Linked DNA regions of Mus musculus: region 2 is linked to region 1. Evidence: chromatin loops called from intact Hi-C (ENCODE). Cell type or tissue: heart. All regions are shown on one strand.

The links. Peaks named below come from ENCODE experiments on the same cell type or tissue, not always from the same donor. Only the 100,000 strongest peaks of a DNase experiment are listed, where the experiment ranks them.
Region 2: a loop joins it to region 1, with 2.2 times the contacts of the local background. A loop is called at or near these places in 2 of 42 quality-filtered maps.

The regions. Positions count from the first base shown.
Region 1 is chr13:75,794,915-75,802,914 of GRCm38, forward strand. It overlaps the pseudogene Gm8288. Among named protein-coding and RNA genes, the nearest start is that of Glrx, 41 kb to the right of the region's middle. In heart, no CTCF peak of the experiment used is centred here; DNase peaks (open chromatin) are centred at 3,047 and 4,227; H3K4me3 peaks cover 480 bases; H3K27ac peaks cover 570 bases.
Region 2 is chr13:75,500,775-75,508,774 of GRCm38, forward strand. No RefSeq gene overlaps it. Among named protein-coding and RNA genes, the nearest start is that of Mir682, 140 kb to the right of the region's middle. In heart, no CTCF peak of the experiment used is centred here; no DNase peak of the experiment used is centred here.

The DNA of each region.
Region 1 (8,000 bases):
GTGTTACACAGGGCTCAGTGGTTAAGAGCACTTGCTGGTCTTCCAGAGTCCAAGTTAGTTCTCAGGACCCATATCAGGCATTTCACAACTGCCTGTCATTCCAACTTAATGAAATCTGAACCCCTCTTCTGGCCTCTGCAAGCAACTGAACTCATGTGTGCTATATCCACATGAAGACACAAACACATAAGTAAAATAAGTATTTTTTTCTCAAACAAAAGCCCTTTAAAACAGTGGTTCTTAATAGTTCCTCATTTGGTAACTGCCAACCATAAAATTGCTTTCATAGCTACTTCATTCATAAGTATAATTTTGCTCCCTTTATGAAACATAATGTAAATTAGCTGTGTTTTCCAATGGTCTTTTGGGGGTTGCAACCCACTGGTTGAGAACTGCTGCATCGTAAACTGACAGATGAACCATGAATATACATGGAAGTATGTGTATACTGACAATGGCTGTTCTCTTCCTCAGCCTCACTGGTCACCAGTGCCCCATGTCTGGGACAGTCATAGCATAGTGTTAGGGCCTTAGTCTGCATTCCCCCTCTTATACAAAGGATATTCCAACACACGCTCAGAGAGAACCAGCGCTCTCTCATTTTCTTCAACTCCAATGTTCCTTTTACTGAGGAAGAAAAGGTTAGAAGAGCCAACCTCTTCGTAACACTGCACACATGCACAGCAATACCTTATATACACGGGCATTATTTTCCTTGTGCACTCCAGGGCAAAGAAGAGTTTAGTAGGACAAAGCTAAATCTGTTGGGCTTGTTTTTACAAAATGTTAGTGTTTTGCTTATGTGTTTGCTTGATTGGTTGCTCACATGAGATATCATATTCTTGTGTCTGTGTGAGCCCAGTGTGTGTATTCACCCCTGCCCTCAGTTCACACCCAACTCCATTAAAGACCTAAGCAAGGTACCTGCACAGCCCACACTGTAAGGCCAAGGAGAAGGCTCAAGAGAGACCACAAGAAAGAAGGCTCCTGTCCCCAAAGATTATTCTTTTCCTATGTGAAAACACAAAAGGACCAAAAACTGTATAGCAGAGCACATGTGTTCTCTCTCTCTCTCTCTCTCTCTCTCTCTCTCTCTCTCACACACACACACACACACACACACACACACACAATTTCTATAAAAGAGTGTTTGAAGGCAAATGAGATATGGGGTTTTACAAGTTGGAAACGGTTGTAGGCTGAGCAGAAAACTCCTGAGAGAAAAGTTAAACAGAATTAGAAATGGAGTTTGGGGAAGTTCTTGAGGGTGTTTTTCCCCCTCAAATATAAGTAGAGGAACTTCAGGAACAGAGACAGAGCTATAAAGGGAGGCATGGAAGAGAATCACTAACCACAGGACATCTACCTGAGTCTAACCCCCAGCCACTACCTCCCAAAGCTGAGTCCTGAGGTGCTGTAACCCCTGACAGGCTGGCTCCTGCTACCTAGCCCCCTTCTGGATCATTGCCTCAACACTAGGAGCCCTTCTGGCTTTGTTGCTTCTCTGTGTCTAACTACAACTTGTGTCTTTTGCACATTAATCCAGTTCTGGCAGACTCTTTAGAACAGGTTGACTCCAGTCATCAACACACCTGGCGCAGTCATCACTGTCCCCATAAGCCATCCCCTCTGGGGCTTCCTGCCACAAGAATTTTCAAAAGTTTCACATGAATTTCTATACAAATACATGTACATGTAAACACTAGATCGCCACTGCCTTTTATTCACTGTCTTATTTTCGTTAGCCTTAACAACATTCCCAAAGTATGAGATAGAAAATTCTAGAAATAAACCGTTCTTAAGTTGTGAGATGGTATACATGCCCATAGCGCTGAGTATGATGTAAGATGGTATACATGCCCTTAGCGCTGAGTATGATGCCATCTCATCCTTCCCATAGGGTCCAGTCTATTGTATGAGTCATCCAGGCCATTGCATCCACTGTATATGCCACTACCCACTAGTCAGAGGATGAAGTCCTTGACTGTGTTCAATTCACCCTAACTCAATTACAGACCACAATGTATAAGACAACAGGTACAAGTCAGGTACACCAAAGATGAGCTATAAAATGTATTAGACAGAGTCGGGCATGGTGGCACACGCCTTTCATCCCAGCGCTCGGGAAGCAGAGGCAGGTGGATTTCCGAGTTCAAGGCCAGCCTGGTCTACCCTGTCTCGAAAAACAAAACAAACAAACAAGCAAAAAATGTATAAGACAGGATAAAAGTCTCCACTAATAAAAGAATTATGTTGGAGCTGCTAAGATCTTCTAACAATAAAATAAAAAAAAAAAAAGGAAAAGAAGAAGTCTGAACTAACTTTCTATGGCTTCACAAACTACAAAAGATACAGCCACATATATGATAAGATATATATGTATATATATAGTAAAACGGTGTGTATAGAGTTTAATACCATCCAAGTTTCAGGCATTCTATGGAGGTTACTCTCCTGCCCTCCAGGCAAAAGCAGAGCAGTATGATATTTGAGACTAACCCACTTTTGAAGGGCTGAGAGATAACAATTTCATACTTCAGATCTGTGCTAAATGTTGCTGCGATGAGTGGGTGGTGAGATGTGCCTTTAATCCCAGCACTCAGGAAACAGAGGCGGGTGGACTGGATGTCAGACTGATCTACATAGCCAGTTCCAAGAAGGTAGGCTTACATACTGAGACCTTATCGCAAAGTAAACTTTTAAGAAGAGGAAAGAAATAGTACTTATGAAATACTCAAAAGCCTCCGGTAAGCACCAGAACAGTTGCTGACCTCGAAGTTCAAATAATAGCCCAAGCGGAGGAAGTGGAAATGGTGACCCTCGTTTACAGAAAGTGAATCAGTCACAGCCAGGTTCTGAAATTCCGCATGAACTCATGCTGCCTGAAAAAGCCAGGCATCAACGGTGAGCAACCATGATCTCCGGCCAGCTAGGCACTTTGCTTTCCATTGGGTGGTGACGGTCAGATCTCATTGCTTCTGACAAAGGCCCTCGTCAAACCCATGAGTCATGGTTTGCGTAAGCCACCGCTGCTCAGTGAGAGCAGACCCACTTCCTGACTGCACAGTAGTAACTCTGACTTCCTGACAGCCAAGGCAGACAGGTGCGACAGTGCGGCGTGCAGCGCCATCTGCTGGATAGTGTGGGATAAGCAGCAGCCTGGAGTGGATGGTCTCTGAATTCTGTGAGCTTTGAGACTGCTAGCAGCCAGGCCTGACTGCAAGGCCTGCCAGGAACACTAGCAGAAATACATACCCTCTATCCAAACCATTCCTCGAGGTCCTTTCCTTGTTATAGAATGTGGTGTGGCAAGCACATATGCACATGTGTATTCAAGGTGTATATGTGTTATGTAAAGGGTACAAGATTGTACATGATCTCTGAACAAATAGAAAAAGTGACCATCACTACCCTCATTGCTGGATTTGTACTAAATTTTACAATTAACAGAAACTCATAAATAATCCTATATAATCCCTCACCTTTCTGTATAAGCAGAAAGGAGTAAGGGGTATCAAATACTAGCTCTGCTAGTAGAATTACTCATGACTTAGCCATGAGTGAGACGGCAGCTAACAAGGCTCCTCCTTTCTTTACCAAAGTCTTTGCCCACATGCAAATAAAGACTGGCTGAGCAACTGTTAGGAAGAGGAAATGAAGCAAAACCCAGCCAGCTATGACAAGTCTGACATCAAGCCTCAACTATTTCTGAGGCTGGAAGTGGGTCTCAGAAAACTCTGGCCAGCAATAGGTTTAGGTTTTGGCCAGATGCTACAGAGAAGGTTTCTAACATGAGACAAAATATCTGTTGGAGGAGGAACTGGCCTAGGCATTCATGGACACACAGCATAGGACTAAAGAACTCTGGCCAGGTCTCTTGCTTCCTACAGTTTCCCAGCCGTTGGTGCTCTGCCAGCCTCTGAACTACAGCAGATGTTGCTTCTTGCTTAAACGCTAACTGACTCATTCCCTCTAGACCATAAAGGTAACCAGCTCATCTGACCCCCAAATATAGAGGGATGATTGGAAGATGGTAGGTTTGTTTGTTTGTTGGGTTTTTTTGGTTTGGGTTTTTTTTTTTTTTGGCTTTGTTTTCAACTAGAATGTCAGACTGAGGAACGCCTGGAACAAATAGTTCTGGGTTAGAGGTCAGGGGACTGGCTGGACTCTAGGGCAAAAGCAAACAAGGCTTTTCACAGTGGCTTGCAGGGATATGGTGACAAACCTGCCTCCAGTGGACAGACAAGGAACACTGCTGGCTGGGCTCGACCTTAGGCAGCTGGAGCAGGCCAGGAAAACGTGTTATAGATTCTGCCTCTGCCCCTGTCACATGGAAGTACACAGCATAGGTAACAAGCCAGATGAGGCTGGATCGGCCTTGAGTGCCACAGATGGACCTCTTTTTTGGGTCTCCTATCTGCGAGGAACGGGTCTCTGGTTGCAGGTGGGCGAAGGAGTGGGGTGACAAACAGACACGACACGAGAGAGTATGTTGAATCTGAGTATAATGTCCAAACGAAAAACAGACTTTTTTATACAGAAGAAAAAACAAGAAAAGCCAGGCAGGACATATCTGCTGAATTACAGTGACACAAAACAAAAGGAATCTATACATCAAAAGATGGCGGGGACCAGGCCGCTGTTTACCACTTAGAATGGAGCCAGGTGTAATGCCAGTCTATTGTTAAGCCCACCACTAGGGGTTCTTAGTAAAAACTTGATTATGCTGTTCCTTTGGGCCTAGTGAAGAAACTGGTCCCAGGGGGATTCCCTAACTCTTTGATGGATAACTCACCTATTCACTAGGCCTTTGTATATTCCCTTGTTTGGGTGAGACTGGCTACTGTCCTAAGTAATCACTCTGCAGACCAGCCCTGAGCTATCCTAGCTCCATTCTTTGTAATTAGTTTCACCATCTCTACTAGAAGTGAATTTGAATGTTACTGAATAGGTATCATTCTTACTGAATTCCTACTGAATTCCAAGATTGTCAGCTTCAAGGATTTGGAACACTGGCAGAGGCTCACCTATGTCAAAATTCAACCTTTAAAGGCACTTATAATGAATCAATACTGAAAGAGAGCATACACCATACTAACGTGGGGATCGGGTTTGAGTATACGGGCTATGAGAATGCCAAGGTTCCAGGAGGCTGAATTTCCTTGAAACTCTTTGCCTCGCGACTGCCTCCAGGCTTTTCAACCCCGACAGGCAGACTTCACTGGAGTGGGCATAGCACTTGAGAGCTCTGGACTTGAACGTGTCTCACTGTAATGTGGCAGCACTGGTGCCATAGCACTGGAATAGCACTGCAGTGTAGACCAGTAGCTGCTGTGAGGCCCTCCCAGCCCTGTGGCTGCTAAGCTTTACCCCATCCATTCCACAACACACATGGTTCTGTTACTGTCACAGGATTGGGCCGCATGTACATGAGACATGGCAAAGGAACATGGTCTTTGCAATCGTTTGCCATCTAGTGAAACCGTCTATACAGACTGGCATAGTTTGCAGACTCCAGGAGGCAGTTTGAATTTGCTGGGTCACCACAGATGATATATTTGTCAACATCTGTTTTCACAGATCTAGCTCACTCCTGCCAGCAGTAGGCCTGGGTTCCCCCTGAAGCCAAGAGTCCCTAACAGCAGAAAAAACAAACAAGTGCCAGGTGCCAGGTGTGGGTCTAAACTTTAGACTCTAAAACTGTGGTTCTCAACCTCCCTAATGCTATGACCTTCATATTGTGGTAACTCTCAAACATAACATTATTTTGTTACTACTTCATAAATGTAATTTCGTTATTGTTATATTATCTGTATACTGATAATATACAGATTATCTGATATGTGAACCCAAGGGGAGGGGGGCATCGAGAACCACAGGTTAAGAACCACTGCTCTAAAGGCTTTGCAGGGGGAAGGGGAAGGTGTCTCACTGTAATGTGGCAGCACCGGTGCCACAGCGCTGGAATGGTACTGCAGTGTAGAAGAGTAGCTGCCGTGAGGCCCTCCCAGCCCTGTGGCTGCTAAGCTTTACCCCATCCATTCCACAGCTCAGCCTTGAGTGTCGGAGAAAGAGGCATAAATGTGCTGGCTCTTCCCACAGGAGCAAGGAAGAGTTAACTCCACATCAGCTTGTCCCCAGCCTTGTCCTGGCTGCCTCTGGTGAGGCCCATCCTCCAGGCAAGTCATAGATAGCCTTTGTCCAGGAGATGGCATCCAGGATACTATACCACACAGTTTATTTCCAAACTAACCCCCAGTTCTTCCAAGAACCTGGAAAGTTATTTCCAGAAATTAATTTTAAATTTTCCTACATGATAAGTGAATATCTGAATGTCTAACATTAGGAAAATGGTACATCCTAGTTTGTAGAAGTTTTAAATATGTAGAGAAAGGGGGCAATAACACAAAAGTGGGCTTCTTTTAGGCTCATGCAAAACCAAAAGAGACATTGTAGACAGATGGATACTAGTGTAAGATCTGAAGCAGAGAAGGTAAGTGGTGAAACCATCCAACATGTACTATAAAGTCTGTCAATGGGTTTTGTGTGCCCTCATACCTGTTTCATTCAATGCTAGGACTCTATCCCAGGCTGCCTGCAAACTAAAGAACCAGCCCTCTTCCCCAGCAACAGAGCCACACCCCCACAAGCCTGATAATGTAACAAGTATACCCTACTCTTATTCACATAATTTTGCTATAAATCTAAAATTGTTCTAAAAAGGCATTTTTTAAACTTTTCTTACCTAAAAAGTAACCACATTTTGAATGTTGGGGTTTTTTTTTATTTATTTGTTATTCTATTTTTCTAGATGCTACATTTATCTGTATATTGCTTTATCAATCAGGTAAAAATAAAAGTTTTAAAATCCTATTTAGTTGACTAATCTCTGAGCCAGGAACAGACTCACGTTTCATCATCTGCTTTTCTAAACAAAACAGGAACTTGGGCAGCCTTATAAACAAAATAAAGGTGGCTTTAAGCATGTCACTTTAGTCTTCTGTGTAAACTACAAGCCTGTTGTTGCCTCATACTGTAAGAAAGGGGACCAGATTAAAGATTTGAGTATAAGAGGCACAGTTCAGAGCATCTACAGTTGGACTGTCGAGAAGTAAAAAGCTCTCTGTACGTCAGCCTGTGTGGGCATCTCTCATACTGGCATGTGCCAGGAAATAGTGACAACTGCTGAAACACTACTCACCTCACAAGGCACGGAGAAAATACTAGTATGTGTAGGCTACTGCAGTGAGGATGTGGCTGTGTGTGTGTGTGTGTGTGTGTAGGCTGCTGATGTGAGGGTGGGGCTCTAGTGTGCATGAGTGTTGCTTTATGCATCCTTCCAAGGCAGGGACAATTTTGCCTCCCCCACTTCAATTGGGATATGAGGGAAATCGGGGCCTCCCTTTGGCCCTCTGCCTCAGCTTCCCATCCTATCTCTTCCTGATCTTCTTGACATTCCTTTAACATACCTCTTGGGGAATGTCAAAACATATGACACGAATAAAAGTTCAATGGCTGAAAAATTAAAAAACAGAACTTGGTCTCCTAGAACACAGAACAAGTGCAGCTAACCTGCTAGAAAGCCTACGTGGAACAGCCTTTTCCCGGGACTCTTATTATCAGGAAGCTGACACCTCTGGCCTCCTCATACTCTATTTCTTCTTGTATTTTATCTTTTTCTCTTCCTTTTCTTTTCCAAGAAAAACACCTTACATAGAGGCAGCACCGGGGCAAACGAGAGCCAGACGGACACCGGATGACTGTGTCTCGCGGAGGAAAATCAACTAAACATGGGCAAAGGAGATCCTAAGAAGCCGATAGGCAAAATGTCCTCATATGCATTCTTTGTGCAAACCTGCCGGGTGGAGCACAAGAAGCAGCACCCGGATGCTTCTGTCAACTTCTCAGTGTTCTCCAAGAAGTGCCCAGAAAGGTGGAAGGCCATGTCTGCTAAAGAAAGGGGGAAACTGTAAGGTATGGCAAAGCCTGACAGGGCTCAT
Region 2 (8,000 bases), 290 kb before region 1:
AACCCTAATCAGAGAAACCTCTCTTTGCAGTGAATGATAGTAAATGCATAGATTCATGGCTGCTGAAGATGCTGAAAATAAGTGCCAGTTGAGAATTCTACCCTAAATAAGACATTTACATTACCCTCTCCAAGGCTCAAGGAACATTGCTAAACAAGGTATGGGATTTACATAACAGTTGGAAGATAAAGTGAAAGACTATGAAATGTCATCTTTTTAATGTAAAAGGTGACACAACTGTTGGAGTCATGAACTCTTAAATGTGACTATTTTCAATGGCCCTGCACAAGTCTAGAGCTGCCAACAATCAGTCATGGAAGGGGCAGGGCCTCATGGGGCTCTACCACTTATTGCTGAACTATTGGCTATTGATAGATTCTAGAGGAAGAAGTCATTTACTTTAGTTATATACTCAATGCTGAACCCACCAGAATCCAACACATATAGCTTCAAAACCATGGCCACACAGAGGGCACTGATTAAATTCAATGGGTCACAAAACTAAAAGACATGAATGTGAGAAAGTGACATATATGTAAGAAGAGGTTAAACAGGGGTAATAGAAAGTTGAAAGAATAGTTAATATCTATTATATATACATGTGAAATGGTCAGTGGACAAATTTAATTAATAATACATTCTTTAAGGCAAGTGAGATGCATTAGTTTGTAAAGGTGCTTGCTAACAAGCCTGAAAACCTGAGTCTGAGCTTAGTGACCTACATGGTAGAAGAAGAGAACTGACTTTTTAAAGTTATTCTGAGTGTGAGAGGCACACCTACACAGAGAGAGAGAGACAGAGACAGAGAGACAGAGAGAGACAGAGAGAGATGGAGACAGAGAGACAGAGACAGACATAGAAGAAACAAAGAATCGTTTTGGTGGGGGGAAATAGTCTTGGCATACATATGTAAATGTTCCTGTGGCTATATGTAAGATTCCTCAGGTTGCACAATCACAATTCAAATTCCATTTCTCACTGTTGATAACATTCCATTGTCTTTTCTCAGCCCAGGGAGAGGCTTTTGCTGAATTCCTTTCTCTACTTCACGAATCTGCCAAACAGGGTATTTAAAATTTTTGTTTTGTTTTTAAGACAAGGTTGCATTTAGTCAAGGCTGGATTTGAACTTCCTATGAAGCTGAGGATGGCTTCGAACTTCTGACTTTCTATCTTCCAATAGGCCTAGTCATTTCTAATTTATTCAGTGCTGGAGATTGAACACACAGCTTCATCCATAATAGGCAAGTACTATAGCAGCTGAGGTGCACCCCTGCCTTGGTCTTTAGTCTTTTACGTGAAATTTTATTAAACAAGGAAGACTCTGATTACAGGAAAGATATCTCAAAGTCAAAAAGTATAGAGGAACTTGGTCCTAGGCCTTGTCTGCTCTTCTAGGCCATTAAAAAAATAATAATTTACTCCCTCATTAAGTATGCACACAGCTCCACTTCACTCCTCCTATCTTCATAGGAGATAAAGAGATTTAAATCTTTTCTAGTGATGCTACATTTCTGAAGATGGGTGCTTTAATCTCCCTTGATTAAAAACAAAAACAACCAACAACACGAATGGCCTTTTAAGTGATGTCAAAAGACTGGCATACAGATTTAGACATAGCATAACAGGTTTTAAAGGAGATCTGATTATATCATCCTCTAACTTTTTACCAAAGGTACCCAAGTCATAACTATTATAATCAATACTGCTTAGAAAAAAAACTTCACAATATTTGAAATTGTGTAAATTTTTTCTGCCTAGTGAAGGTTTGCTCCATTTTCTGAAAGATGTCAGTTTGTCATCTGAGTCACTGTCACCAAAGTCACATTGTTCTTGTAAAAATAATGGAGAGAAGCAGACATCTGCAATGTTATTCTCAGCATAATTGTTTCCAAATGGACCTTGAAGTGATTCCCAGCTTTTCACGTTCCTCTGCCAGGGATGGTCACTTTAGTGTCAGAGTCTTACTACTGAACAATTTCTTCCCAATAAAAAGTGATTCGTGATAGTTCCTCACAGGATCATATCATCCTGAAAATTTGCTTCATCTCACTAAGAGCAGAGAAGGAATCAGGATTCTTTATGCTGTCTTACAGCTGACTTCCAGTGATATCTACATGTCCCTATTCACCTTTCCTACCGCCACATGTATGGAACAAAGCCATTTAAGTTTAGCATTCTCTGAATGTCTGTCTGTTTTATGAAGGTTTGGAAACTCAACAATAATATGACCAATCTCATATTCTCTGTATAATCTACTCAGTATGTGAATAAAAATGTGTAAACCACCTTAGAGGAGATATAAAATAAATGAATGCAGTATATCTGTATATGCAGCTATACCTTACTGTTATGACAAGTGTGTACCAAATACATATAATAAGTTAAAAACTGTAAGTGCTAGGACTAATAGAGAAACAAAGGATTAGTCCTTCAGAGAGTGTCTTAGTTAGGGTTTTATTGATGTGAACAGTCAGTATGACCAAGGCAAGTCTTATAAAAAACAACATTTAATTGGGGCTGACTTACAGGTTCAGAGGTTCAGCCCATTATCATCAAGATGGGAGCATGGCAGCATCCAGGCAGGCATGGCCCAGGCAGAGCTGAGAGTTCTTCATCCAAAGGTAGATGGAGACTAGTGGAAGACTCACTTCCAGTCAACTAGAGTGAGGGTCTTAAGCCCACACACACAGTGACACACCTATTCCAACCAGGTCATGCCTATCCAACAAGGCCACAACACCAAATGGTGCCACTCCCTGGTCCAAGAATATACAAACCATCCCAGACAGGTCAAAGGTCACTGAGTCATTATTTTATCATTCTGTTGCAACATAATCAGCATACTTGATCCAACTTGGGTCTCCTGTAAGCACTCCAAATGATTAAGTAAAAGATAATGAAAGATTGTACTAGTTTGTTTACATTACAGTAACAGTGTTTAAGGGGACTCACTGTATAAAGAGAAAAGACTCTTTTAGTTAACAGTTTAGAAGTTCAAATCCCAAGGCCAGGTGAGGATTCTATTTGTGTGGCATGTGGTAAGGGCAGAGGGTGTTGACACAGTGAGGGTGACAGCATTCACTGGGTCATGTGGTAACACCTTGAATAGGATCTGAAAACATACAACTGGGGTCAGGCCAGTTCTTTTTACAGCATTTCTCTTGAGAGAACTTCTAAAGGGGTCACAGAAGAAATGGAGGTTCCCAGACCCCCATGATCTTAGCACCTCTCACTCTATATAGCACAGTTCTCAATAGTGTCAATCTGGGACCAAGACTTTACTCACAGTGGCCTAATGGGGAGCATGCAAAAACACACTCAACCATAGAAATACAAACAGTGGTCCTATTTTCACAGATTTTTCAAGGGAATTTGCACATTACCAACATAATCTATCTAAAGGTGCCCTACGTATTACCAATTATCTTGTAGGCACCAATAAGGCATTTTTTTCATCCTGTTGTTTCCTTTTACTATTTTTCTAAGCTAGAAAGAATTAAAATTTAATTCTGTGAAAGATTTAATGCCATACACTTTAGAAGGTTACTACCTATGTATCAGTCTGAAGAGATGTAGAAAACAACCACTCCCTCTAGTTTTCCATTAGGATCCTATCTCTCATGCAAAATCTCAGGTATAATTGGTAAAATCTGGGGACAGGGTCACTCTCACTATTTATTTTTTTAGAAGAGTGTTAAGCTGGGAAAGCCATTGAATTGGTAAAGGCACAACAACTTAAAAAAAAAATCTCTGTAGAACTTGGAAAGCAGAAACAAAATTATGAGTCCTGGAAGGTAAATGCTCTAAGTAAAACAACTGCCCAAAAGGAACATGAGGCAAGACTAATCAAACACCATGCATTTGAAACCAAAATGCCCAGTTCACAGAAGGTGAGGAAACAGAGATTAGACATTGTAACATTCATCTGTACCCCTCAAGGGACCCCTAAATGAGGCCTTAAATTTTAAATGAAGTGCTAGATTCTCACATATGCCTTATGAGGTTCTAGGTACACAAAAGAACTGGAAGATCACTCAGTCCTAAGGCTTAGAAGTCAGTTAAGACAGAATTTAACCAATTCCAAAAGACACTTGAAATAACTTATTTTTGCAGTGTATCTTTTCCAGATGGGAATTTGCTCAATTCAAAGATATAGAAACTCATTATAGCTTTATTCAAAACTATCAAAGATGCTATAAAATTAATTTTTAGGAGCTCAATATATTGAACTTCTATACAGTTCAACCACATGCAATAATCACTAACACATCCATCTTTGCCAGCACAGGTTTATCACAAATTGACTTTAAGCAAGTGATGTAAAAATATGATAATTATATTTAATGCACCCTTGTAAATTACACCAATTGCCAGTGTTAACATTGGCAGCACTGCATGCCAAAAAAGCTCTTAAATACCTGGAAGAAGCATGCTTTCCAAAACTACCAGGGGAAATTTTTAAGTGAGCTGGGAACAAAGTGAGAGGAGAGAGGGAGGAAGAAAGAAAGGGGGAAACATGGGAGAAAGGGAGCAAAGAGGGAGGAGGGAGACAGCAAAAGAGGGAGGAGGGAGGAAGGAAAGAAACAAGGGGGAAGAGTTTACATCCTGCTATTCTGTGTTTCATAGAGATGATAAAGTATAGTCTAATGTAAAGAAAACCCAAGGAAGAGAAACATAAGCCCGCATTTCCTCTTCTCTTTTACAGTTCCTCAGTACAACCTGAAGGTGTGGCTGTAAAAAGTCAAGAGACTTTGTTTCAAGACAAATGTGCACTTTACTATGAAAGAGATCAATAAAGGTTAATTCGGAATTTTATGTGCCACCAATTACTGAATTTTACAATTTCACAAAATAGCATAATTTTTAATGATGCATTTAATAACCTCTCAGTCTACTTTCTGTACATGCTTTAGTGATGATGATCACACCCAAGGATCTCATTTATTCCAAGTAAATGTTTTTCTAACAATGGAGTAACATCCTCTAGAAGTTTTAAATAAATTAAGGTGAAATTGTCTTGGAAATGATTGCAAATTTTGCTTATTGTGCTCTGTTTGCCATGCAATTTGACATTTGATAATAATGCTAAATCATTCTAATCTGTTTTAAAGGCTAGGTCTATGACTGCCCGTTTAAATGCCTATGCAAACGAGCTTTTGGATTCTAACATCAAGATACATAACTCAATCAGCTTTCAAAACTAGAAAGCAAACCCAATTTCAGCACTTTAAAAAAGTAAGTAAGTAAGGCTAGAATCTAAGCTTTGGGTCCCACTGAGTCCCAATGTTGGCTTTCATCTACCAATCCAATGTGTAAAGTTTCACATTGGTGTGTTTAATCTGGAGTGCTTGTAGAAGCCAAATCACTTCAAAGGTCCCTTGAGAAAAGAAAGGGAAGAGGCCTTATTACATGTTGGAGCATCTTCTGGGTATATGCCAGGAGTGGTATAGCTGGGTCCTCAGGTAGTACTGTGTCCAATTTTCTGAGGAACCACCAAACTGATTTCCAGAGTGGTTGTACCAGCTTGCAATCCCACCAGCAATGGAGGAGTGTTCCTCTTTCTCCACATCCTCACCAACATCTGCTGTCACCTGAATTTTTGATCTTAGTCATTCTGACTGGTATGAGGTAGAATCTCAGTGTTGTTTTGATTTGCATTTCCCTGATGACTAAGGATGTTGAACATTTCTTTAGGTGCTTCTCAGTCATTCGATAGATGCTCCAACACATAATAAGGACACATGCCGCACTATGTTCATAGCAGCCTTATTTATAATAGCCAGAAGCTGGAAAGAACCCAGATGTTCCTCAACAGAGGAATGGATACAGAAAATGTGGTACATTAACACAATGGAAGTACTACTCAACTATTAAAAACAATGAATTTATGAAATTCTTAGGCAAATGGATGGAACTAGAAAATATCATCCTGAGTGAGGCAACAAAAGAACACACATAGTATGCACTCACTGATAAGTGGGTATTAGCTCAGAACTCAGAATACCCAAGATACAATTCACAGACCACATGAAGGTCAAGAAGGAAGACCAAAGTGTGGGTGCTTCGGTCCTTAGAAAGGGGAACAAAATACCCATGGGAGGAGATACAGAGCCAAAGTGTGGAGCAAAGACTGAAGGAAAGGCCATCCAGAGACGGCCCTATGGGCCTGGATACCAGAGGTTTTCCACAGATATCTCTAGCCAGGCCTGGTGCGAGGGTTTCAGGGAAGGAAAGTAAATTCGGACAGGTAGGGGAAGTCGCTTCTGTGCTTCCACTGTGCAGGTCAGCTCCACCTCCAACTCTGTGGTGCCATAATTCTCAGCTGCCCTGCACTGGGTTGGGTCTGGCTGGGCCAAGTAGAAGCTGACTAGCCAGTAAGGAGTGCGGCAGGGCCTCAAGAGCAGATCTCTCCAAGTGTTTCAGCTCTTCAGACAAAGGCTCGGCGATGGAGTAGTTCTCGAATATTTTTTATTCCCTGGATAGGACTTACATACAATTTTGGGGATGATTCAGCGTTTGACAGCAGATACTTCTCATTGGCTTGGACTGAGAGTTTGGGGAAACCTTATTTGCATGTGGGAGGCCTTGGTGCAGCTACTACCTGATTGATGCCCCTACCTCTCTGCAGGGGGCCTGTAGGAGACTGTAAATGTGTAATAGGAGCCAGGTGCCCAAGAGACATGGCCGAACTCCTGCCTTCCCATGCAGGTGGAAATCACCACCCACCGGGCTCCAGGGTTCCAGACCTTTGCTCAACTGGGGACCAGGCTATCTCTGCACAGCCAACCACTCCACACTGCCCCACCTGGGAATCCATCCTATATACAGTCACCAAACCCAGACATTATTGTGGATGCCAGCATGTGCTTGCTGACAGGAACCTGATATAGCTGTCTCCTGAGAGGCTCTACCAGTGCCTAACAAATACAGAGGTGGATGCTCTCAGCCAAACAATGGACTGATCACAGGGTCCCCAATAGAGGAGCTAGAGAAACTACTCAAGTAGCTGAAGGGGTTTGCAGCCCCATAGGAGGAACAACAATATGAACCAACTAGTACCCCCAGAGCTCCCAGGGACTAAACCATCAACCAAAAATTACACATGGAGGGACCCATGGCTTCAGCTGCATATATAGCAGAGGGTGGCCTTGTTGGTAATCAATGGGAGGAGAGGCTCTTGGTCCTGTGAAGGCTCAATGCCCCAGTTTAGGGGAATACCAGGACTAGGAAGTGAGGGTTGGTAGGTTGGTGAGAAGAGGGTCTTTGGAGGGGAAATGAGGAAAGGGGATAACCTTTAAATTTTAAACCATCATTAGAGGGGAAGCTTCTAAGGTAGAAAGGTCTAAGTGGGGATAAGGGAAGTAGGATGAAAGAGAAGAGCAGAGGGAGCGTAAGCAAGAACAAAAGATGTATGAAAGGACACATGGAAGCCTCTACATTACAGACTAATTTTAAAATGTAACTTTCCAATCAGGAGTTTGAACAGAGGTATCTTACAAGGAAGATCAACACTACTCCCAAAAGCCACAGGTTATTAAGCAAAAACCTTAGTGTCAAGGACTGGAAAGATAACTTGCCGCCGATTACAAAGGACCTTAGTTCAGTTCCCAGAACCCATGTGAGTGGTTCATAACCACCAATAACTCCAGCTTCAGGATATCTGATGCCTATTCTGACCTCCCCATGCCCCCAAATGTATACAGAAAAAGGGGGGATGGGAAGTGACAACGATAGTGACGACTACGATGACGAAGATGATGATGGTAGTAACAACAACAATTTAACAAACAAAAAAACAGTCCTAGACATGGAATACCTCACCGTGAGTTTTTGTACAGAGAAGCTCCAGAGGCACTCAACTTTTGCTACTGTTCTTGGTTCTGCCACCATAACTAGATGCTAAGACCCTATTGCTGAAGACACCACACACTTTATATGACATAGAGAATTCAAGGTGGAACAGACCTGGAAGCATCCTTCCTGCTGGCCAGCTTTCAT